Regions from separate parts of the Homo sapiens genome. Here region 1 is linked to region 2. A link is an interaction called in ENCODE POLR2A ChIA-PET data of the cell type or tissue named here. Cell type or tissue: K562. All regions are shown on one strand. Each heading gives the region's core, and the rest is flanking DNA. Links, peaks and the distances in the headings are about the cores only.

The links. Peaks named below come from ENCODE experiments on the same cell type or tissue, not always from the same donor. Only the 100,000 strongest peaks of a DNase experiment are listed, where the experiment ranks them.
Region 1: POLR2A ChIA-PET joins it to region 2 with 6 read pairs; 24 of 35 experiments call an interaction of 5 or more read pairs at or near these places.

The regions. Positions count from the first base shown.
Region 1 is chr6:20,516,247-20,528,290 of GRCh38, forward strand. No RefSeq gene overlaps it. Among named protein-coding and RNA genes, the nearest start is that of CDKAL1, 12 kb to the right of the region's middle. In K562, for the core only: no CTCF peak of the experiment used is centred there; no DNase peak of the experiment used is centred there.
Region 2 is chr6:20,410,088-20,422,131 of GRCh38, forward strand. The region is part of intron 1 of E2F3 (E2F transcription factor 3); the gene reads left to right. It also overlaps the pseudogene RN7SL128P. Among named protein-coding and RNA genes, the nearest start is that of E2F3, 14 kb to the left of the region's middle. RefSeq lists enhancers at 1,070-1,570, 1,571-2,071, 7,958-8,027. In K562, for the core only: a CTCF peak has its summit at 8,042; DNase peaks (open chromatin) are centred at 6,826 and 7,994.

The sequences.
Region 1 (12,044 bases), core at 3,229-5,728, 100 kb after region 2:
GTCGCCCAGGCTGGAGTGCAGTGGTGCCATCTCAGCTCACTGCAACCTCTGCCCCCCAGGTTCAAGCTATTCTGCCTCAGCCTCCCTAGCAGCTGGGATTACAGGCATGCGCTATCATACCTGGCTAATTTTTGTATTTTTAGTAGAGATGGGTTTTTACCATGTTAGCCAAGCTGGTCTCAAACTCCTGACCTCAGATGACTCACCCACCTCAGCTTCCCAAAGTGCTCGGATTACAGGCGTGAGCCACCGCGCCCAGCCAGTCCAAGTGCTTTAGGTGGTGTCACTCCATATCCTACTTTCGAAGAGTTCATACGGGGTAGATTTTATGGTATGTGAATTACATCTCAATGAAACTGTCATCTAAAGAAAAAAAATAGTTCCTGTGACTTAGTCCAGCTAATTAGAATATTACACTCTTCTGGCCACATGAATCTGTTCAGGAACAATTATGTAACCCAATCAAATGAATAAAACAAAATTAGACTTTTGCTGGGATTGTTGAAAGGCATCTTTCAAAATGTTTTTATTGAATTGAATCCGGGAAGATGCTGCTGCAGGCAGCCATCTTGTTTCGCTATGGAGCCAGAGAATAACTCCGATCTTCCCGAAACAAGGAATAGAGACACTTCCTGATGATATTTTTATTTAACCTTCTTCCCAATTCAGTGAAGGGGAGAAAATGTAATTTCTTTTCTCAACCTTTATAAGTTCATAGCTGGGACATCTCTGTAGCAAAAGACAGATCAACAAGAGAAAAACAAGCATTTTTTTATTTTTAATGCCTGCTGTGCCCACCGTGCAGGAGAAATCCCGATTTGAAGGTATCTCTCAAAATGGTGGCTAAGAGTCCTGGTTTAGAAAGCATACCTAACAAAGAGCAATAATTTAGAAGTGACAAGACAAAGGAATAAGCAGCTTTAGGCTCCCAAAAGGTGGGGAAATTATGGGAAGGTAATAAAGTCAGCTCCAAGATTCCTCTGGCCCACTGGTGCCAGTCTCCGAGCTAAGTGGATGATAATCTGCATGTCTGTCTTTAGGCAGAAAGGACAGGCAGGATCCCTTCTGCATCTTTTTCACGGGAATTTTTATGGCCAGCCATAGGTAAGAAGGAGCAGCTCAAACAGACCTTTTCTATAAACTATTGCTTCCCAATTGTCTCTAGCTTAAAAATATTTATGCCAGGATGGCTGTGGTGGCTCATGCTTGTAATCCCAGCATTTCGGGAGGCTAAGGCAGGAGTATAGCTTGAGCCCAGGAGTTCGAGACCAGCCTCGGCAATAAAGCAAGACCTTGTCTTTACAAAAAATTCTACTGAAGCAGCCTGGATTGCTTGAGCCTAAGAGGTTGAGCCTGCAGTGAGCCATGATCTTGCCACTGCATTCTAGCCTGGGTGACACTGCAAGATCCTGTCTCAAAAAATAAAATAAAATAAAATAACAACAACAACAACAAATATGTATGCCAAAAGGCATATCTTGGGGGTGAAATATTCTGGTTTCCTTCACCAGCCTTGATTGAAGTGAAATCTGGACCAAGATCATAAGACCAAGCTACACAAGCTAATAACATATATATTTTTTAATATAAGCCAATTTGGTAGTGTTTTCTGTTATTTGTAACTAAAAAGAAGTTTGAGGCTGGGCACAGTGGCACATGCCTGTAATTCCATACTTTGTGAGGCGGAGGTGAGTGGATCACTTGAAGTCAGGAGTTCGAGACCAGCCTAGCCAACATAGTGAAACCCCGTCTCTACTAAAAAATACTAAAATTAGGCCTGGTGTGGTGGCACATGCCTGTAGTCCCAGCAACTTGGGAGGCTGAGGCGGGAGGATCAGTTGAACCCAGGAAGCAGAGGTTGCAGTGAACTGAGATTGCGTGACTACACTCCAGCCTGGGTGACAGAGTGAGACTCCATCTCAAAAAAACAAAAAGAAGTTTGAAAAATGATAAGAAATTCATATCAGAATTTGGTATAAAAGACACTAAATTGTAGAATCATCTAAGTTAAAGGTAGTTTTAAGAAAAGTAGGCCAGGCGTGGTAGCTCACCCCGGTAATCCCAGCACTTTGGGAGACCAAGGCAGGCGGATCGCTTGAGGTCAGGAGTTTGAGACCAGCCTGGCCAACATGGTCAAACACCATCTCTACCAAAAATATAAAAAGTTAGCTGGGCATGGTGGTGCGCACCTGTAATCCCAGCTACTCGGGAGGCTGATGCAGGAGAATCGCTTGAACCTGGGAAGTGGAGGTTGTAGTGAGCGGAGATCATGCCACTGCACTCCAGCCTGGGTGACAGAGTAAGACTCTGTCTCAAAAAAAGAAAAAAGAAAAGAAAAGAAACGTAAACACCCCTCAGGCCTAGGCTGAATGTTGGTAATCTTACTAACCCTTCACATGAAATGGAAACACTCAGTCAAATGACTATGGCTATCGTGTATTTTATCTTGGGACGTGGACCATTTCTTGACAAAGGATGGAATGTTAGAGAACATAGTACAACAATGCCAGAATTTTAGAGTGTGTTGGCTGTTTCCTATGGCCTATGTCATGGTGCCCCAAAAAGGAGTGTTAAATTGAAAGTAGCTCATCAGAAATCTAAGAGCTAGCATCAATTTTCTTTTTTTTTTTTTTTGAGATGAGGTTTCCTTCTTGTTACCCAGGCTGGAGTGCAATGGCGTGATCTTGGCTCACCGCAACCTCCACCTCCCAGATTCGAGTGATTCTCCTGCCTCAGCCTCCCAAATAGCTAGGATTACAGGCATGTACCACCATGCCCAGCTAATTTTGTATTTTTATTAGAGACAGGGTTTCTCCATGTTGGTCAGGCTGGTATCGAACTCCCGACCTCAGGTGATCCTCCCACCTCGGCCTCCCAAAGTGCTGGGATTACAGGCGTGAGCCACCACGCCCAGCATAATATTTTTAAATTATTCCTGATCCCATAGGTCCCATTCAGCTACCTCCTGAAGGCACTTATGGCTGACAAAGTAGGCAATTATCATTTACAGAAATGTGGCTGGACTGCAGGCCTGGAGCCGATTAGCCTCACCTGTATACCTACCCTAGAACATCTAAATTGCCTCAAGACAGATGCAGAGATGAATTTCATTAGCTAACTGTTCGAAAAGTAGGATGGAACTTTAGAGTCTGCTGCTAAGAAACAGAGGCCCAGAGGTCCAGTTCTAGACTCAACCTGGTGATTGTTTCACCTCTAAACCTCTAATGCACTTGCCACACTCTTGGTGCTCAAGAGATGTAACCTCAGGAAAAGAAATCATTACCAATGTCTACTTTAAATCTACCCACTGGAGGAAAAGGGACCATTTTAGCTGATTAAGAAGTTCACTCTGGGCCGGGTGCGGTGGCTCACACCTTTAATCCCAGCACTTTGGGAGGCCAAAGCGGATGGATCACCTGAGGTCAGGAGTTCGAGGCCAGCCTGGCCAACATGGTGAAACCCTGTCTCTACTAAAATTACAAAAATTAGCCAGGTGTGGTGGTGCGTTCCCATAATTTCAGCTACTCGGGAGGCTGAGGCAGGAGAATTGCTGGAACCTGGGAGGCAGTGGGCGCGGTGAGCTGAGATCGCAGCACTGCACTCCAGCCTGGGAGACAGAATGAGACTCCGTCTCAATCAATCAATCAATTAAAAAAAAATCACTCTCTGGCCAGGCATGATGAGTCACAGCTGTAGCCCTAGCTACTAGGGAGATTGGGGCAGGAGGAGACTTGAGCCCAGGAGGTCGAGGCTACAGTGAGCCATGTTTATACCACTGCACTCCAGCCTGGGTGACAGAGTGAGATGCTGTCTCAGAAAAAAAAAAAGAAAAAAGAAATTCACTCTATTGGTAGCAAGTTGCAAGATTGTGCATACAGTGTTACATATAGTAATTGGAGTAAATATATATATTAGCTCTGGTAGGTAACAGGGTTGTCTCTGGGAACTGGGTAGATCAAGGGGAGATTTACTCTTCCTGATGCATTGTTTTGTACCATGTAAATCTATTATTTATTCAAAAATAGATACATTGTATACAACTAAATAGCATTTGATAATTTATAATTTCTCTATTACATTGTTGTAACAATATTAGTTGTTCAAGGATTAAACTAAACTCATTTAATTTTATATTAATATTTAAATTTTAAATCTTTTTTATTTTGGTAAGATATGCACAACTTGAATTTTACCATTTTAACTATTTTTAACTGTACATTTCAGTGGCATTAAGTACTTTTTTTTTTTTTTTGAGACAGAGTCTCACTCTGTTGCTGAGGCTGGAGTGCAGTGGCGCTATCTCAGATCACTGCAACCTCTGCCTCCCGGGTTCAAGCGATTCTCCTGCCTCAGTCTCCCTAGTAGCTGGGACTACAGGTACCTGCCACAACACCTGGCTAATTTTTTGTATTTTTAGTAGAGACGGGGTTTTACCATATTGGTCAGGCTGGTCACGAACTCCTGACCTTAGGTGATCTGCCCACCTCGGCATCCCAAAGTGCTGGGATTACAGGCGTGACCCACCGCCCCCAGCCAGATAAGTCTATTTTTTAGAAGAATGAACTTTTCATGTAAGTAATTAGTTTTTATTTTATTTTTAAAATTAATTTCTGTTTTTAATCACAACTGAGTAATTTAAATTTAAAATCTAAATTTAAAATTGATATATAATAGTTGTACAGATTTTTGGGGTACATGTGATATTTTGATACCTGTTTACAATGTATAATGATAAGCAGGGTAATTGGGATATATACCACCATAAACGTTTATCTTTTCTTCATGTTGGAAACATATTTTTTTCTTCTAGCTATTTTTAAATATACAATGAATTATTTTTAACTATAATCTTCCAACTGTACTATTGAATAATATAACTTATTCCTTCTATCTAACTGTATTTTTTATTTTTTGAGACAGGGTCTCACTCTTTCACCCAGGCTGGAGTGCGGTGGCACAATCTTGGGTCACTGCAACCTCTGCCTCCCAAGCTCAGGCGATTCTCCTGCCTCAGCCTCCCAAGTAGTTGGGATTATAGGTGTATACCACTACCATCCAGCCGGCTAATTTTAGTATTTTTAGTAGAGACAGGGGTCTCACCATGCTGGCCAGGCTGGTCTCAAACTCCTGATCTCAAATGATCCACCTGCCTCGGCCTCCCAAAATGTTGGGTTTGCAGGCGTAAGCCACTGCGCCTAGCCCTAACTGTATTCTTGTGCTACCCATTAACCGGCTCCTCATCATCCCCTGCAACCTCCTCCTCTTCCCAGCCTCTGGTAACAATCATTCTACTCTCTACCTCCAAAAGATCCACTTTTTTAGCTCTCATATATGAGTGAGAACATTTGTCTTTCTGTGCTGAGCTTATTTCACTTACCATGGTGACTACTAGTTCCATCTATGTTGCTGCAAATAACAGGATTTCATTCTTTTTTTTAATGGCTAAATAATATTCCATTTTATATATGGACCACATTTTCTTTACCTATCCATCTTCTGATCGACACTTAGATTGATTTCATACCTTAGATATTGCGAAGAGTGGTGCAGTAAACATGGGAGTACCAACAAATGTCTATTTGATATACCGATTTCCTTTCTTTTGGATATATACCCAGCAGTGGGATTGCTGGATTATATGGTAGTTCTATATTTAGTTTTCTGAGGAACCTCCATACTGTATTCCATAATCTCTATACTACTTTACAGAGCACATTTTGTATGCATTATAAATACAATATAAATCTACCTTATTTAATTTATTCTGAATATCAATTAAGTCTATATTTGAACATGTCAGGACCTTTTACACAATACTTTATCCACTCAGATTCTCATTATTGACACTGAAGAATTAAAATCTCCAATATAATTTTGATTGTATCAATAGCTTACATTTCTAACAAACACATATCCACTGAGGTTTTGACATCTGGTTCACATTCTTCTCTGCCTAACTTCTACCACTTTCCTAGGTAACTTATACATTCCACTTCTTAGCCTGAGAGTTCCCTAACCTGTATTCCAATTATTACTTTCTTTCAACAGGCCACTCTCCCAGCCACATCCTCGACCTTGTTATAATTCAGGACTCCTCTACTTTTGACAACTTACTCTCAGAACACAGCCTCCTTTCCTTCCCGTCATTCTGACTCACAAGGCAGCAGATTCACCTAACCTTCTCCAGCCTCAGCGCTGTCCTTTCTTCTAGTTGGGTTTATCCCATTTTGGGTTCTCTTTCTTTTTTTTTGAGACAGGGTCTTGCTCTATGTCACCCAAGCTGGAGTGCAGTGGTGCAATCATGGCTCACGCTAACCTCAATGTCCCAGGCTCAAGTGATCCTCCTGCCTCAGCCTCCCAAGTAGCTGGAATTACAGGTGTGTGCCACCACACCCGGCTAATTTAATTTTTTAATTTTTTTTTATAGAGTCAGGGTCCCCTGTGTTGCCCAGGCTTGTCTTTAACTCCTGGGTTCAAGTAAATCACTTGAGCCTCAGCCTCCCAAAGTGCTGGGATTACAGGCATGAGTGAGTCACCATGCCTGGCTGATTTTCTTTCTTCTCAATCCAACTTGACCTTCATTTCTAGCCGCTTCAACTGTGTTCCCACCCATACCTTCAGTTGCCTTCCCCTCCTCTCTTTCTACTCTACCTGCCCTACAAATTCCCACCCCTGGATTAATACATTCATCGCCTTCCCTGCTACTATCTCTAGGGAATGCAGAATTAGTAAAGACTCTTGATTGACAATGAGAATCCAACAGGAGCTAGCTTCAAAAAAATTAATATGAAAATTCAAATTTGTACCCTTAGGGAACCAAGGATTAAGAATGTAGGCTGGCCTTTAAAGGATCAGAATCAGTACTTCTGTCTTCAGTTTTCGTCTCTATTTCTCTCTGTCTGACTGCTTCTTTCTTGTCTTTTTCTCCCTCTCTAGAATAACTTTCTGTTCTCACACAGTAACGTGGAAGCTTCCTAACTTGCAACTCCTGTTAAAGTGATGTCAAAGGTGATACTGGAATCTCTTAGCCTTAGTTTCTAATTCATGGGGGAAAGAGCTATGATTGGCTTGATTTGGTGGAGATCTACTCTAGATAGATCAACTAGGGCCAGAAAGGCATGACCGTATTTTGTAAAATGATAGCTGGAGACTCACAGCTGTTACCATGTACTCTTCCATGAAACTATTGCCAGGGAAGATACAATATCCTGTCCATGAGTAAATGTACAAGGTTACAGGTACTCATGAAATCTATAACTGTAGCCAGAGGAGTACCAGGCTCTGATTCAGCTAGACTTAGTCACATGCCCACTAGCAGAGGCTGAGATAGCCTGTGCCCATTAGCATAGGTAAGAAGAGGGTCTCCTGAATGAGGAAAAATGACTGGCACAGTTGCTAGAAGATAGATAAGGAAGCTATGAAACTCTCTGGCTATTAATTACCGTGTATTTATTGCCAGTTTAATATGTGCAGGGCCAGGCTATGAGCTGAATATATTTTTACTCAGTATGTTTTCATTGCTTTATTTGAAGATATAAAAAATCTTAGAATGTTAAAAATACCCAATTTGTTGCTAAATGTAAAGCAATTTTTTTTCAAAATCAAATCAAAATGACTTTAGATTATTTTGGATTAACCACACCATTGTTTCCCTCCATTAGCTAAGATAATCAGCAATCAATTAAATATACTTCCATATGTCATTTATCTAATAATACATCATAATTATATGAAAACAAATCGACTTCAGGGAGTCGTTTTGCTCCAAGCAAATTCATTTTGGATATGAATTCTGCCCATATTTATACCTAACATAATTAAATACATGCTTTGAAAAGAAATGCTGTAACAATTCACTGAGTGCCTTTTTACTAAACTAAACATTTTTTTCTGTCTCCCTACCAATCATCATTGAGAAATTATAGAGGGCAAATATAAGAACACAACAAAGCATAAGACAAAAAGCCTTGCTTCCTTTATTCTGTTCTGGCTTGCTTTGACTTTTGATCTCTGCTTTTACTTTCCTGTTGAATAGACAACAACCCCCAAGGAGGCCTTCGAGAAATTTAGAATAAGCAAACAAACCAAATGGAATACTTCCTTCTACTTCCTCCCCTCCCAGCTGTTACAATTTAAATCTGCCTTTTCTGTAGGTTCAGGGAATAAATTCTCATAAAACTGACTGCTGCAGGAGTTCTGTTCTGTTCTTTGACAGTTTCTCACTAGCAAAACCCTCCTTGGCCTTTGGTATTCTCACCACTCACTCTCTCTCTCTGTTTTTTTTTTTTTTTTTTTTTTTTTTTTTTTTTTTTTTGAGACGGAGTCTCACTCTGTCTATTGCCCAGGCTGGAGTGCAGTGGCATAATCTCGGCTCATGGCAACCTCTGCCCCCCAGGTTCAAGCGATTCTCCTGCCTCAGCCTCCTGAGTAGCTGGGCTTACAGGTGCCGGCTACCACGCCCAGCTCATTTTTGTATTTTTAGTAGAGACGGGGTTTCACCGTGTTGGCCAGGCTGGTCTTGAACTCCCAACCTCAGGTGATCCGCCCGCCTTGGCCTCCCAAAGCACTGGGATTACAGGCATGAGCCACTGTGCCCAGCCTCACCACTCACTCTCAAAGAGAGTTGCTGTTAGTGGAACTGCAAGTCCCTGAATTTCTTCTACAGATTTATCACTTGTAAGAAAATAATTGGAAAAATTCCAGGGAGAGATGTAGCTAACAGAGAGCATGAAAGACAAAGCCCAAGTAGTATCATGTCAATGTTAATTTCTTGGTATTGATAATTGTAATTTGGTTCTATAAAGTGTTAGCACCTGGGTGCTGGAGAGGATGTGGACAAACAGGAACACTTTTACACTGTTGGTGGGAGTGTAAACTAGTTCAACCATTGTGGAAGACAGTGCGGTGATTCCTCAAGGATCTAAAACTAGAAATACCATTTGACCCAGCTATCCCATTACTAGGTGTACACCCAAAGGATTATAAATCATGCTACTATAAAGACACATGCACACGTATGTATAAAGGCACTATTCACGATAGCAAAGACTTGGAACCAACCCAAATGTCCATCAATGATAGGCTGGATTAAGAAAATGTGGCACATATACACCACGGAATACTATGCAGCCATAAAAAAGGATGAGTTCATGTCTTTTGTAGGGACATGGATGAAGCTGCAAACCATCATTCTGAGCAAACTATCTCAAGGACAGAAAACCAAACACCACATGTTCTCACTCACAGGTGGGAACTGAACAATGAGAACACTTGGACATGGGGTGGGGAACATCACACACTGGGGCCTGTAGTGGGGTGAGGGGAGGGGGAGGGATAGCATTAGGAGAAATACCTAATGTAAATGATGATTTGATGGGTGCAGCACACCAACACGGCACATGTATACATATATAACAAACCTGCACATTGTGTACATGTACCCTAGAACTTAAAGTATAATAATAAAAAAAAAATTAGCACCTGGGGAAGGTGGGTGAAGGCTATACATGAATTAATTGGAATACTTTTGCCACTTAAAATCTGAAATTATTTCAAAATGAAAGGTTAAAGAAAATTTAAAACTTAAAAACACTGAACTCCTGATCACCTCCATTTCTACTCCCAAACCTGCTCCACCTGCAATCTTTTCCATCTCCATGGATGGCAATTTCATTCTTCTTGTCCAGGCCAGAACATTTAAAGTCATCTTTTATGTCTTTTTTGCCCTCCTACCTCAATTCCAATCTACAAGACATTTTATGGGCTTTGTCTTTCCATATGTCCAGTATCAAATCACTTCTCATCACCTCTCTTGCTGCCTCCCAGTCCAGGACATTGTCAGTGCTTGCCTGGATTATTGCAACAGCTTTCTAATCAGCCTCCTTGATCTACTTCTCTTCTCCTAATGCTCTAATGGTTCTCATTTTATTCAGAGTAAAAGTCAAAGTTCTGACTATAGCCTATGAGGCCCTACATGTTTCCTTCACTTTCTACGCGATCTAGTTTTGATCTCCTCTTTTACTACTCACTCACTCACTTGATTCAAACCACTCTGATCTACATTTTTAGAGACATAGTCTTGCTCTGTCACCCAGGCTGGAGTGCAGTGGTGCGATCATAGCTCACTGCAGCCTTGACTTCCCCGGGCTCAAGGGATCCTTCTGCCTCAGCCTCCTGAGTAGCTGGGAATATAGGCACATACCACCATGCCCAGCTAATTTTTAAATTGTTTGTAGAGGTGGGGTCTTGCTGTGTTGCCCAGGCTGGTCATGTAACCTGCTGTTTTTCAAACAGGTCAGGTATGCTCCTACCTGAAGGCTTTTCCACTAGGTGGCCCCTTTTCCTTGAATGCTCTTCCCCCATACATTCTTTGGCTGACCCCGTCACATTTTTTGAGCCTTTACTTAAACGTCTTTTTCTCAATAAGCCTACTCTGACCACCATCTTTAAAAACTGCAAGGCCTGATTCTGCTTTTTCTTAATCTGCTGTAATTTTGTGGCCATCTTTATCACCTTTCAATGCACAATACAATCTTCATATGATATTTCTTGTGTTTTGTCTATCTCTACCTATTAGTATATAAACTTTTTTCTTTCTTTCTTTTTTTTTTGTTTTTGAGACAGTCTCGCTCTGTTGCCCAGGCTGGAGTGCAGTGGCACGATCTCCGCTCACTGCAGCCTCTGCCTCCTGGGTTCAAGCAATTCTCTGCCTCAGCCTCTTGAGTAGCTGGGATTACAGGCATGCACCACCACGCCTGGCTAATTTTTGTATTTTTGGTAGAGACGGGGTTTCACCATGTTGGCCAGGCTGGTCTTGAATTCCTGACCTCGTGATCCACCCGCCTCAGCCTCCCAAAGTGTTGGGATTACAGGCGTGAGCCACTGTGCTCGGCCGCATATAAATTCTTAAAAGGGGAATGATATTGTCTGTTTTATTTTTTGAGCATTTAGAACAGTACTTGGTATACTGTATATACTCAATAAATACATTATTATGTAACTCAATAAGTTTGCAATGTATGAGTCATATATTACTGAAGGACAGAGAAAACAACGCATGTCTTCTACCCACAGATAATTATAAGCAATCAGGGAGTTAGACAACAGATGCGAATTCTTATTTTTTTAATCATTAAGAGAATATGTAACAGCAAGAAGTTTAGCCAGCACTCTTCTGGTTGCAAGTCATAGAAATCCACTCAAATTAGTTTAAGAAAAGAAGAGAAGGATTTACTTGTTAACATAACTGAATAGCACAAAAAGAAAGCTAGCTCCAGGCGTGCTGGGTATAGGGGCCTTACAATTGTCCTTGGAACTTATTGATTTCTCCCTTCATCTCTCAACTCTGCTTTCCTCTGAAAGAGCTTTGGTAGGCCGGGCGTGGTGGCTCACATCTGTAATCCCGGCATTTTGGGAGTCCGAGGCGGGTGGATCATGAGGTCAGGAGATCGAGACCATCCTGGCTAACACGGTGAAACCCCGTCTCTACTAAAAATACAAAAAATTAGCCAGGCGTGGTGATGCATACCTGTAGTCCCAGCTACTCGGGAGGCTGAGGCAGGAGAATTGCTTGAACCTGTGAGACGGAGGTTGCAGTGAGCCGAGATTGTGCCACTGCACTCCAGCCTGGGCAACAGAGCGTGACTCTGTCTCAAAAAAAAAAAAAAAAAATAGCTTCAATCTCAGGCCGGTGCTCTCCTTGTGGTAGTCCTGGAAGCTTCTGCCTCAGAATTTCACAGTTGACCGACAACCCCGAATTCACGCTGGCCTGGTGTTGGTTGCATTCCCTGTGATGTTCTCATTTCTCTGGCTTGGGCTACAGGGCACTTGTACAACCCCCAAAACACTTGTACTGAGAGTGGGAGAGTGAACAGATAAAATTAATTATAGAATTGAACCAAACATATCTGTGTAAGTTGATAGAGTAGAATAGATGATAGTAAAGCTGAAAGAGGAGGTTCAAGCCTGTAATCCCAATATTTTGGGAGACTGAGGCGGGAGGATCACTTGAGCTAGGAGTTTGAGACCAGCCTGGGTAACAGCAA
Region 2 (12,044 bases), core at 5,813-8,312:
TGAGAATGATGGGCAGTGAACTCAGGGTCTGTATATTTCGTTCCACTCTGCTCTTCCCCATTTCTGATGCTTTGGGGGCTCCATTTCTGATACATAACCAGAGCAGCATCCCTGAGGCCCACACTATCTCCTGTGTGCCTTTCTGCATCTGGCAGTCCCTTGGAGAGAAGGAGGCTCATGTGTTTATAACCTGCACCCTGTCCTAAAAGGCATAGTGAGGGGCAGCTGAGTATAAGGTCAGGCCACTTAGCCTGGAGCCAGAGTGCCTGTGTTCTTGTTCTGGCTCTGCTCACTAGCCCTGTGACTTTGGGCAAGAAACTTGGCCTCTATGTTTTCATTTCCTCATCTGTAAATTGGGAGGAATGATAGTACCTACCTTATGGGGTTAGGAAGTTGCAATGAGTTCTTATTTGTAAAGTGCTTAGACCAGTGTCTGGCACGTAGGAAGGATTATGTGTTAAGTAGAAACATGGTATAATTGCCCTTCCTTCCACAGGCATCTCATGGGCTGTCCTTTTGTGATCCATTTTCTTGGTTTGTTTTTGTTTTGAGACCAAGTCTTGTTCCGTTGCCCAGGCTGAAATGCAATGGTGCAATCTTGGCTCACCGCAACCTCTGCCTCCTGGGTTCAGCCGATTCTCCTGCCTCAGCCTCCCCCGTAACTGGGATTACAGGTGTGCGCCACCACGCCCAGCTAATTTTATTTGTATTTTTAGTAGGGACGGGGTTTCACCATGTTGGTCAGGCTGGTCTCGAACTCCTGACCTCAGGTGATCTGCCCGCCTCGGCCTCACAACGTGCTGGGATTGTAGGCATGAGCCACTGTTCCTGGCCTGATCTATTTTCTTAACTAGCCCTTAGTGTTCATTTCACCCCATTGCACCTCTCTAAAAATGGTGATGATGGGAAGGAGAAGTAAACCGTGGAATGGCTCTCGCCTAATGCAGTCTTTAGGGTCTAGGGTCTTTGTATTTCTTTATAAGCTGCCCATTGACTTGGGAAAAAGAACTGAAGAATAAGCTTCTTGTAGTAGTGCTATCAGTAGTGATAGTGTCATGAATAAAACCTTTATTTCTGTGATTAAATGTATTAATAAAGTGACACTACTAGCATGAATGACACTATTAACATAATTTCAATCCTGTACAGTAAACCATGGCTTAAGACTGAATGGCAAGAATCAGGGTGTCTGAGCTGCTGGGCCCTGCCAGACTCGGAGCCCCTGCCAGTGTGTGTATATCAAGGCAGGGCGGGGGGTTGTCTTGCTCTCCAGAGGCAATGGAACCTGCCTCTAGGCCTCCCTTTTCCCTTCTCATCTCCTCACCCCTCCTTTTTTATGTTAGATCTATTCCTACCCCTTCCCCTTCGCCTTGCCCTCTGCCTGGCTCTTAGAAGGAAGCAGACTTGCCACCTTCAGTGGCTGCTTCCCGGACTTACCAAATTAATTACCACCTTTTCCTGCCATCAAGGGATGGTGAAATCTTGCCTTTTCGGTCTTGCTTCCCATTCCTCTGCACTCGGCTGCTGCGACAGTGTGGTGCTGCAGGCACCGCAGATTTCCCTCTGGTGTGTTTGCTCGTAGCTTCTCCCTCTCCACCTTACTCCTTTTGTTGCCCTCCTCCCACTGGCCCATTGAGGCCCACATCAAGGGAAGGCGTAGGCACAGCCTCCCCCAGTTTCCCAGGGGCTTGGGCCTCTCCCTTCCCTTGGGTTACTGCTTCTTTCCTGTAACACCTCATGGTCTGCCTCGTAGCCTAATCTTGCATGTTCATGACTTACTCCTCCTCCAAACCTGTAAGCTCCAAGAAATCGGTCTGGCTTGCTTTTTCATCATGTGGTCCCTGCAGTGCCCACTACACTATAGGCTCAGCTACCTGAGAAGAGGCATTTTCATTAGACACCTTCCATGTGCTTGGTACCCCATTAGTCCTATTGGGGATACAAAAGAAGTATGAGGTGTGATCCGCCCACTCTTGAGTTTACAGTCTGTTGAGGAGACAAGCTTTAAACACAAGTTGATCTGCAAGCAAGACTAAACAGGCGGTAGGGAGAAAACAAGACTCATCTAGTCCTCAGTTGTGTGGTGTCGACAGAAAGTGCCAGAGGAACAGGTGAGAGTCACCAGACTCCAGCTGGGCCGTGAGATGGGGAGGCCACGGTTGTCAATCTTGGAGTACATTAGGGCACACATGTGAATCTCCCAGGGCGCTTTTTAAAAATACTGATACCTAGGCCCCACCCAGACCAATCAGAATGTCTAGAGGTGAGATTAAGACATGGATTTTTTTTCTTTTTTTAATGTGCTCAGTTGGAACCACTGGGCTTGGTGGAAAGGGAAGATTGGGGAGGCCCTTTCTGGCGGGGAGACATAAGTCAAAGGCAGGCAGGCAGAAAGATTGGCGTCAGGAGGCAGCATTTGGACTAGAGTCATCAGTATGGGGAGATAACAGGACCGAAGGTTGGATGTGTTGGCAAAACTGATCTAGAATTGGAGTTGCCTTTCTACAAGGGCTGGGCGGGGAGTAGATTGGGGGTGGGAAGTTTGAGTGGTGTGGGGATTGTTCACGAATAAAGAAGAAACGTACTATCAAAAGGGGGCCTTGGGACCTGGTCACAGGCAGTGGGTGCCAGAGGGGATGGCAGGCCTTGTGTTTTGCCAGGTCTTCAACCTTCTCAAAATGCCAGAAATCTACCAGTTTTAAAATGTTGGCTGAATTTAAAAGGAAATTGCGCAGGCCAAACAAAATAGGTCTCTAGGCCAGATTTGGCTTAAGGGCTGCCACTCAGCAGTCTCTGGTCTATGGGATAATAATAGCTAATGTTTATCGAGTGCCCGCATGTATCGAGGGCACTAAACTAAGTGCTTTACTCGCATTAGCACATTATCCACATAACAACCTATGAAGTGGGTATTATTATCATCCTTGTTCTACACAGGGAAGCAGACAGCCAGGGGTTAATGGCCTGGCTCTGGGCCCCATTAATAAGTGGGGCAACTGAAATTAAACCCAAGGAGCCTGGCTCCATAGTCTCAGCTTATTCCTAGTATTTATCCTCTGTGGTCTCTGGCATTGTATTAAGTAGTAAAAATCCAAGATACCTGTCAAAAAGAAATAATCCAGTGTTTTTCAAGTTTACCTGATTGCCTGTAGCACTTGTTACAGATTCAGATTCCCAGGCTCCATCCCTATCCTCTGTCAGAAGCCCTAAGATCTTCTGATGAAACATTCTGGAAGCACGGCTAGTTGAGCACAGGGAAAAGTTACTGAAACTAGATTGTCCAGGTGAAGGCAGGAGCCTTCTGCCACATCCATTCACATAATGCTTATCTCAGCTCTTCCTCGTTTGGAAAGACCCCAGGGCCCCAAGCCTCATACCTGCTCTCGTGGTTCCAAAACTTGCAGACTCCCAGGTTGTAGCCCAGGCAAACCATACAAAGATGGGTCTCCCAAAACTTAAAAGATGTGAAACAAGAAGTGGTTTCTTGGATTCTCAAGCGGTTGAGAATCCGAGCTCAGGAGGTCAAAGTGGGCTTGGTGGCTAGACGCCAGGCACCAGCACCAGCTGGGTACCCTTGAGTGGTTTTTCTGCCTTAACAGTAGGAAGGCTTTTCATTCTGTCTGGTCTGGACCTGCCTGAAACACAGCTAACCAAGTGGACAGAGCGAGAAATGTGAATACGAGGACCAGAGCACACCATTTAGAGTACGGGCGCTATTGAGTTGATGAGTCTGGAAGCAGGATGGCAACAATGATGGTGTGAAAAGGCAGGTGGAAGTGAAGGGCAGATTAAGGGAGAAAAGAAATACAAGACCTTTGACTCCCAAATATTTAACTCCAGGGGCTGGAAGAATGGGTGAGGCCAAGCTTCTCCTCTGTCTGGGGTGTGCACTGTGTGGAAGGCATGATTAGTCAGAATGGATGGGGTGGTTGTGAGTGACTCCATGGGCCATCCCGTTTTCTGAGGGGCTAAGGCTGAGCACCGGAAGTGGGACTTTGGCATAGAGGTTATAGTGGAAGTCTTGATGAACAATAGCAGGCCAAGACCTGGTCTCCCTAGCTTACAAATAAAAGAAATTTAACATGGTGCCACAAAAACCTTTCATCATTTTCACTTCTTCCTCTGTAATATGAAAACGAGACAAATTCATCAGGTTGATTTTTGGGGATCGATGCTGTCAGGGCTCGCAGAGACGAGCCATCAGATGTTATTTATTACATGCTTTACCCCGTCTCCTAGCTGCTGTGAGAAAGCCCACAGTTTGCAACCTCACAAAGCAAAGAGCCAGCTGGAAAGTACTGTGCATCCAGACAGGTCACATAGTCATGTCCTGAACCAAGATAGCTCTTTTTGCCATGATTTCCTACACTCTCTGATTTTTCTCATTAAAAAAAAAAAATCTTGAATTTATTTTCTTAAGCTCTAGCATTCTAAAGTTTAAACATATGAGCCTTTGAATACTCCTGTCTAGGAAAGAGCCGTGTAAATTCTAAGTATCTCTATAATTGACTTTTGATATGTTACTTGTGTTTAAACCCAATTTGCAACACCCCTTTTGTTGGCTAATTTTGTCGCTATGTTGGGTAGCAGAACTTGTGACGATCACACTAATAACATAAAGTTTCCCACCTTTCTTGTTGCTGTTTTCCTTGTTAGCATCTCAGACTTCCCAATTCTGGGAATAGTCTCTAGGAGGCAAGGTTTTCAGCTTTGGAAATGCATGCGTGACACAGTAGTGTGGTATGGAAGGCGTGTGGACTTGAAGATCCGGCTCCAGAAACACGCTCTGCCAATTACCGTGTGTGACCTTTTATAAATTACATCCATGAGCTGTAGTTACCTAAAATAGTGATCCTCTCTCCTTCACTGGCTGGAAGGATTAAATGAGATAGTGTTTATAGGAAATGTACTTTGTGTTCCTTAGTTGCCTCCCCCCGCCACTCCCCGTGGTAGGAACTCTTGAGTACTTGTCAAATCTGAACTCTCGGCATTTTTACCTCCTTCAGGGAAAACTATTGGACAGGCTCTTACTGAACACCCGCTTTTGTGCAGAATGCACTTCCTGATACTCTGGGAGTTTCAGAGGCTACTAAGGTGTCCTTCTGGCCCTCAAGGAGTTCATCTGGAGACAGGGAGACGACACATTTTCTTCAATAACTAAGAAAAGAAAGGGCAATGAAGACCATAAGGAAATAACAGTGAAGTTTCTTAGGCATCCAAACTTGATGGAGGGGACAAAGGAGGCTTCAGGAAGTTTTAAACTAGAACAGGACTTCAGCGCTCTTAACATTTTGGTCAGATACTTCTCCGTGGTGATAGTTTGTGGGCAGTTAACAGTGGTGGAGGGCTGTCCTGTGCATTGTAGCAAGTTTAGCAGGATCCCTGGCCTCCGCCCACTTAGATGCCATTAGCACCACTAGTTAACAACAATCGAAATTATCTTCACACTGTCAAATGTCCCCGGGAAGCAAAATCACCCCCAGCTGAGAACCACCGAACTAGACCTTGAAGAAAGGGTAGAAGAGGATATCATGTTTGCCTCTTCTATATATAGTACATATTTAAATTTTAAAATATGATATACATTTTAAAAGCAACGGATTTCTCATAGCTGGATTAACTTTGGAATGCCTAACCACCCCATGGCACCCCAGAACTGGGATCCACTGCCCCTACTCTTGGTAGTGCTCTGTGCAGGCCACCTAAGCCCTGTCTTTTTTATGATGAGGCATGATATTAATTGGCTGCTGGAAGCCTCTCTAACTTGCAGAAGAAAGGATCAAAGTCTGCAGTTCAGGGAAGGAAGTTTTGCATTTATCATTGACCCAACTGGGTAATTTAAGAGCGACTTTCTGCTCAGGGTCAACTTCTCAGTGTGGTTTTTAATCCCACTTCATAGTTAGATGATTTGGTCACATCACTTTCCCTCCAAACCCCATTTCCTCGTCTGTTAAATGAGGAAAATCATGGTTCTTACCTCACAGAGTTACTGTAAGGATTGAATGCAATAATGCCTGTAAAGTGCTGGCTCCGTCCCTGGCCATGTGCTAAACACTCTGACATTTGTTGTCTTCCTCATGTATATCATTATTGTGGTTGTCATTAAGTTGGGCTTCCGTTTCAGGACAGTTCAACAGTAAGCAGCCATTCCCTTTGTTGCTGGTGCTTCTGCAGCTATTTTCCTTGCTCACCTATACCCACGCTGGCCCCAGTTTCAACCACAGGGCCGGCTGACCCATTTATTTAGCAGATAGGTGTTAAGCACCTAGCATATGCCAGCCACCATTCTAGGTACCAGGAATACAGCAGTGTCAGAACAGACAAAATTCCCTGCCTCTGTGTGGTTTGTGTCATAGTTGGTGAAGATTTTGCCACATCATAAATACCCTGGTCTTGTCTTTGATGGGTTCTTTTTCTTTTATTTTTTAAATGGTTCTAAGTATGTGGTGCTGGACCAGCAGCATTACTTGGGAACTTGTTAGAAATGAAAGTTTTCAGGTTGTACTCCAGACCCACTGTCAGAAACTCAGGAAGTGGAAGTGGGGGTGAGCAGCACTGGTGTATGGCTTAACAAGTCCCCAACGTCATTCCAATGCACCAAGTTTGTGTGTGAATCAGTGTTTGGGAAAAGAAAGGAGTAGGGGGAAACCCAGGCCGTAACTGGGCTGCAATGTTATATGGTAACATCAAATAAGGTGTTGCTCATATCATGAGATTCTAGTAACATCAGAGTTTACAAAGGATAGTCTTAGGTACACCAAGACACTTAAAACTAGCAGTACCCTTTGATCTCTTTCCTGGGCCTGGCCACCCCTCCTTTAAATGGGAGGGCTTTGGGAGGCCTCCTAAGTCACCACAGCACACGGGACTCAGCAACAGAAATTCTTAGCCTTCCCTAGGCTTTTCCTTGCCTGATATACAAGGAAGTTGCTTTCCCCACTTTTCTCCAGACTTCTGGCATGTTTGACAATTATTTTTTCTTTTAATTCCTTCAGTTTTTATTGGCTTCTTACCTGGCATCATTAAAAAATTTTTATAGCTGCAATCAAATTGCCAACTGGATGGACAAGGCTTATCTGAAAATGAAATGGTAGCTCTCCTTTGTATGTCTGGTAATTTGGGTATTTAAAGATACAGTGAAAAGTAAATGAAATGAGAGACTATGGGAAAGTGTCCAGTGTGGAGCTGGGCACAGGGTGACCGTTTGATAAATGCTGGTACAGTCTTCCCCCCAATCCCAACTCATTATAAAAACCAATAAAGGCATTAAATAGACACCACGGTTCTTTGTGTGAAAAGCTTTGGATTACATACAGTCTGAATGAGTGAATACCATAATGTAAATTGTAACCAAAATAATAGAATCCAAAATCTTAAGTAATGACTTTGAATAAAAATAAGTGTTTTAAAAGTTAGTAACTTTTTAAAAAATAAGTGTAATTAAATAAACTTTTAAATTTAAAAAGATGTTACTTGATTTTTATTTCCTGATAATGGATTTAAAAAAAAAAAAAAAGGCCCAGATCAGACTGGCAGAAATACTTTTATTTCTGCACTAGCCCAAAGCCTGGATATGCTTATAAGGCATATAACCTGTCCATTTAACAGCTGTCATTTAATTCACAAACACTAATTAATTACAGCCATGTTAAAAGGGGTGTTTGGGACGGTTTGGTAGTTCCTTTTGAAGAAAACCTGTGTCTTGAAAATGCATATGAAAGATTACCAGGTTCTGTTATATATAGTCCAGGTTCGTCTTGGTGGTTCTATTCGAAAAATATCTCTCTGACCATCGGTGGGCATTTCCTCTCTCTTTCTGTCTACCTACAGCCAAAACAAGTTCTGGTTACAGTGACAGTTTTAAGTTTGCCATTTGTGGTTGGTTCTATTATAGAGGCTGGGGGAGGAAGGCAAGCAGTCCTCACTTCTTGCTTCCTGCCTTGCTCTAGAGTGTAAGGATCAGCTTCTCTAATCCCTTGACTTTTCACTGCTCTATGTAGTCAGGGTAGACAAGGGGTGGCCCTCAAACAACAGCCACCTCTGGAGGTCTAGCGTGACTAAACCACTGTCTTCTTTTCCAAATCCAGCACTGGGGACCGACGTGTGGGCCTCCCATCTGACTTGTGGAGTGAAAGAAATGGGAATAGAGCAGCGCTGTCCATATAGTCGAGTTTTGTAAATATTTGTCAGATGGAACTAGAGATGCATTATCACATTCGACAGTAACAAGTGGCAAGTGTTGAGCTCTTTTAAGTCTTGCTTTTTATTTCTTATAATATGCAAATAACTGTTAAAATGGCCAGCCAGTTGGCTGTCTGTTTTAGCTAAGGTAGGTCTCTTGCAATTTTTGCACCCTAGGGAGATCTCAATAGGAGTAGGTCTAGCCCTAAACTGTGCAGGATTAGGAATTCTGATTTACTGATCTGGAGGGCGGCTTTGTGTTAATCAGAGTTCTAAAGGCGGACAAACTAGACTGTGAACTTAATACTTACCCTGAGAAGTATAACTGCCAAGTGGACAGTTGCAGAAATTGGTTATTGCCTGTGTTCTCGATCAGAAGGTTATTAGCTGTGTCAGAGTAAAGGCATTGAATGATCCCATTAGTACCTTCCAGCTGTGGTCTCCTCTCTAGAGCGTACCTGCAGGGGAGGGAGTACTGCTAGCCACTTATGGAGCATATGGACACTGTCATTCACCCACCCAGGTGTCCAGTTCCATGACTCTGGTGTGAAACACTGAATTTGTTTGTTACCTTTTTTTTTTTGTAAGAAAATACTTGTTTTTAGTACCTGCTTATTATTTTTTTAAAATAAAAAATATATAAGGAAGTGGAGTGAAAATGAAAATACTTTCTTCATTCCCTCTTGATCTTGCTTCCTTCCCAGAGATAACCACAATCACAGCTTGGCCTTTCCTTTTTATAATCATTTGCAAATCTATATTTTATTTATATAAAAGTAAAAATGATTCAAAAATACAAAAGTGCACATCGTGGCTTGCCCTTTTGCTTAGTATTTCCAGAGACGTAATTCCCTATCTGTATATATTGTTGCTCATTATTCTTTGTAATAGCTGCGCTGCCACTCGTTATATAGATATGCCAGAATGTGTTTAGTTATTCCCATTTGATGGTCATTTCTGTCATTTTTCATTTTAACTATTGCTATTATGAACAGTGCTACATTGGATATCTATGTACATAAGTTTTTGTGCTTGTGTGTATTTCTGTAGGCTGCATTTCTAAGCGTTGAATTTTTATATCACAGGGCATGTATATTAAAATGCTGATAGATTAGATAGGTCCAAATTACCCTCCAAAAAGGCTGAACAAATTTATATTCCCACCACAAGTGTAGAGAGTTGCCTGTTTTCTCATACTTTTTCCAACACTAGGTAACATTAGTCTTTTTGCAGTTGCTGCTCATGCTAGATAGTACCTCCTTTTATTTATTTATTTATTTATTTATTTACTTACTTACTTACTTACTTATTTTGAGATGGAGTCTTGCTCTGTTGCCCAGGCTGGAGTGCAGTGGCATGATCTGGGCTCACTGCAACCTCCATTTCCCAGGTGTTCAAGCAATTCTCCTGCCTCAGCCTCCCCAGTAGCTGGACTACAGGCGCACGCCACCATGGCTGGCTACTTTTTTCATATTTTAGTAGAGTTGGGGTTTCACCGTGTTGCCCAGGCTGGTCTCAAACTCTTGAGCTCAGTCAATCTGCCCGCCTCAGCCTCCCAAAGTGCTGGGATTACAGGCGCAAGCTACTGTGCCCAGCCAATTTTTATTTATTTATTGAGACAGAGTCTCATTCTGTTGCCCAGGCTGGAGTGCAGTGGTGCAGTCTTGGCTCTCTGCGACCTCTGCTTCCCGGGCTCAAGTGATTCTTCCTCCTCAGCCTACTGAGTAGCTGGGACTAGTGGCGCATGCCATCACACCCGGCTACTTTTTGTATTTTTTGTAGAGATGAGGTTTTACCATGTTGCCCAGCCTGCCTCCTTATTTTACTTGTATGTTTTTTAAATTATTGCTGCTGCTACCACCACCACCGCTACTATTACTGCTACTGACTAATGTTTATTGAATGTTTTTATGTGTCAGGGATAGTTTTAAGCACGTTATATGAAATCACTAATTTAAACCTTAACATCTCTATAAAGTGGGTGTGATTATTGTCCACATTTTACAGATGATGAAAAAGACGAATTAGTAAATTTAAGTATCTGCCCTAATTTGCATTTCTGTGAGTAGCCTCTTTGAATTCTTTATCATTTTTGTGCCCAAGGCTATTTATAGTTTTCTTACTGAATTATTGGAACTTTTAATGAACTATAGATAATGGGCTTTCTCTGGTGTGTGTGTGTGTGTGTGTGTGTGTATAGTAAATACAGGCATACCTCAGAGATATTGCAGGTCTGATTCCAGAGCACAGCAATAAAGCAAATGTCACAATAAAGCAAGTCATATGGAGTCTTTGGTTTCCCAGTGCATATAAAGTTTACACTGTACTGTAGTCTATTCAGTGGGCAACAGCATTATATCAAAAACCAACGTACATATTCTTAACTTAAAAATACTATATTGCTACAAAATGCCAACAATCCCCTGAGCCTTCAGCGAGTCATCTTTTTGCTGGTGGAGGGTTTTGCCTTCACACTGAAGACTGTTGCTGTTTAGGGAAGAAGTCATTGAATGCTGGGGCAGCTGTGGCAATTTCTTCACATAAGAAAAAATCAAGTTTTCCACATTGATTGACTCTTCCTTTCATAAAAGATTTCTCTGTAGTATGTGATACTATTTGATAGCATTTTTCCCACACTAGACCTTCTTTCAAAATCAGAGTAATCCTTCCCAAACTGTCCTGCTGCTTTATCAACTAAATTTATGCAATATCCCAAATCCTTTGTTGTCATTTCAACATTGTTCACAGTCATCTTCCATCTCAAGAAATCGCTTTATTTGCTTATCCGTAAGAAGCAACTCCTCATCTATTCAAGTTTGAACATGAGATTGTAGCAGTTCAATCACCTATTAACGCTCCATTTTCATTCTAGTTCTCTTGCTACTTCCACCACATCGGCAGTTTCTCCACTAAGTCTTGAACCCCTGTCATCCATAAGGGTTGGGATCAACTTCTTCCGAACTTCTGTTAATATTGATATTTTGGCTTCCTCCCATTAACCATGAGTGTTGATATTGGCATCTAGAATGGAGACTCCTTTCCAGAAAGTTTGTAATTTACTTTATCCAGATCCTTTGGAGGAATCACTATTTATGGCAGCTATAACCTTACAAAATGTACTTCTTAAATAATAAGACTAGAAATTCAAAATTACTCCTTGATTTATGGGCTGCAGAATGGATGTTGTGTTACCAGCCATGAAAACATTAATCTCCTTGTACATCTCCATCAGAGTTTTTGTGTGACCAGGTCTATTGTCAATGAGTGGTAATATTGTGAAAGGAATCTTTTTTTCTGAGCAGTAGTTATCAACAATGGGCTTAAAATAGTCAGTAAACCATGCTGTAAACAGATGTGCTGTCATTCAAGCTTTATTACTTCACTGATAGATCACAGAGTAGATTTAACATAGTTCTTTTTTCTGACCTGGGCTGGTTCACCCCTCCTTAGGCAACCTGGTGGTCCCCCACTCCCAGGAGGTCGCCATATTGATGCCGAACTTAGTGCGGACACCCGATCGGCATAGCGCACTACAGCCCAGAACTCCTGGGCTCAAGCTATCCTCCCACCTCAGCCTCCTGAGTAGCTGGGACTACAGGCATGTGCCACCGCGCTCGGCGATCTAGCATAGTTCTTAAGGGCCCTAGGGTTTTTGAAATGGTAAACGATCATTGGCTTCAACTTAATGTCACCAATTGCATTAGCCCCTAACCAAAGAGTCAGCCTGTCTTTTGATGCTTTGAAGCCAGATATTGACTTCTCCTCTCTAGCTATGCAAGTACTAAGTGGTATCATCTTCCAATAGAAAGCTGTTTCATCTACATTGAAGATCTGTTGTTTAGGGTAGCCACTTTCATGAGTGA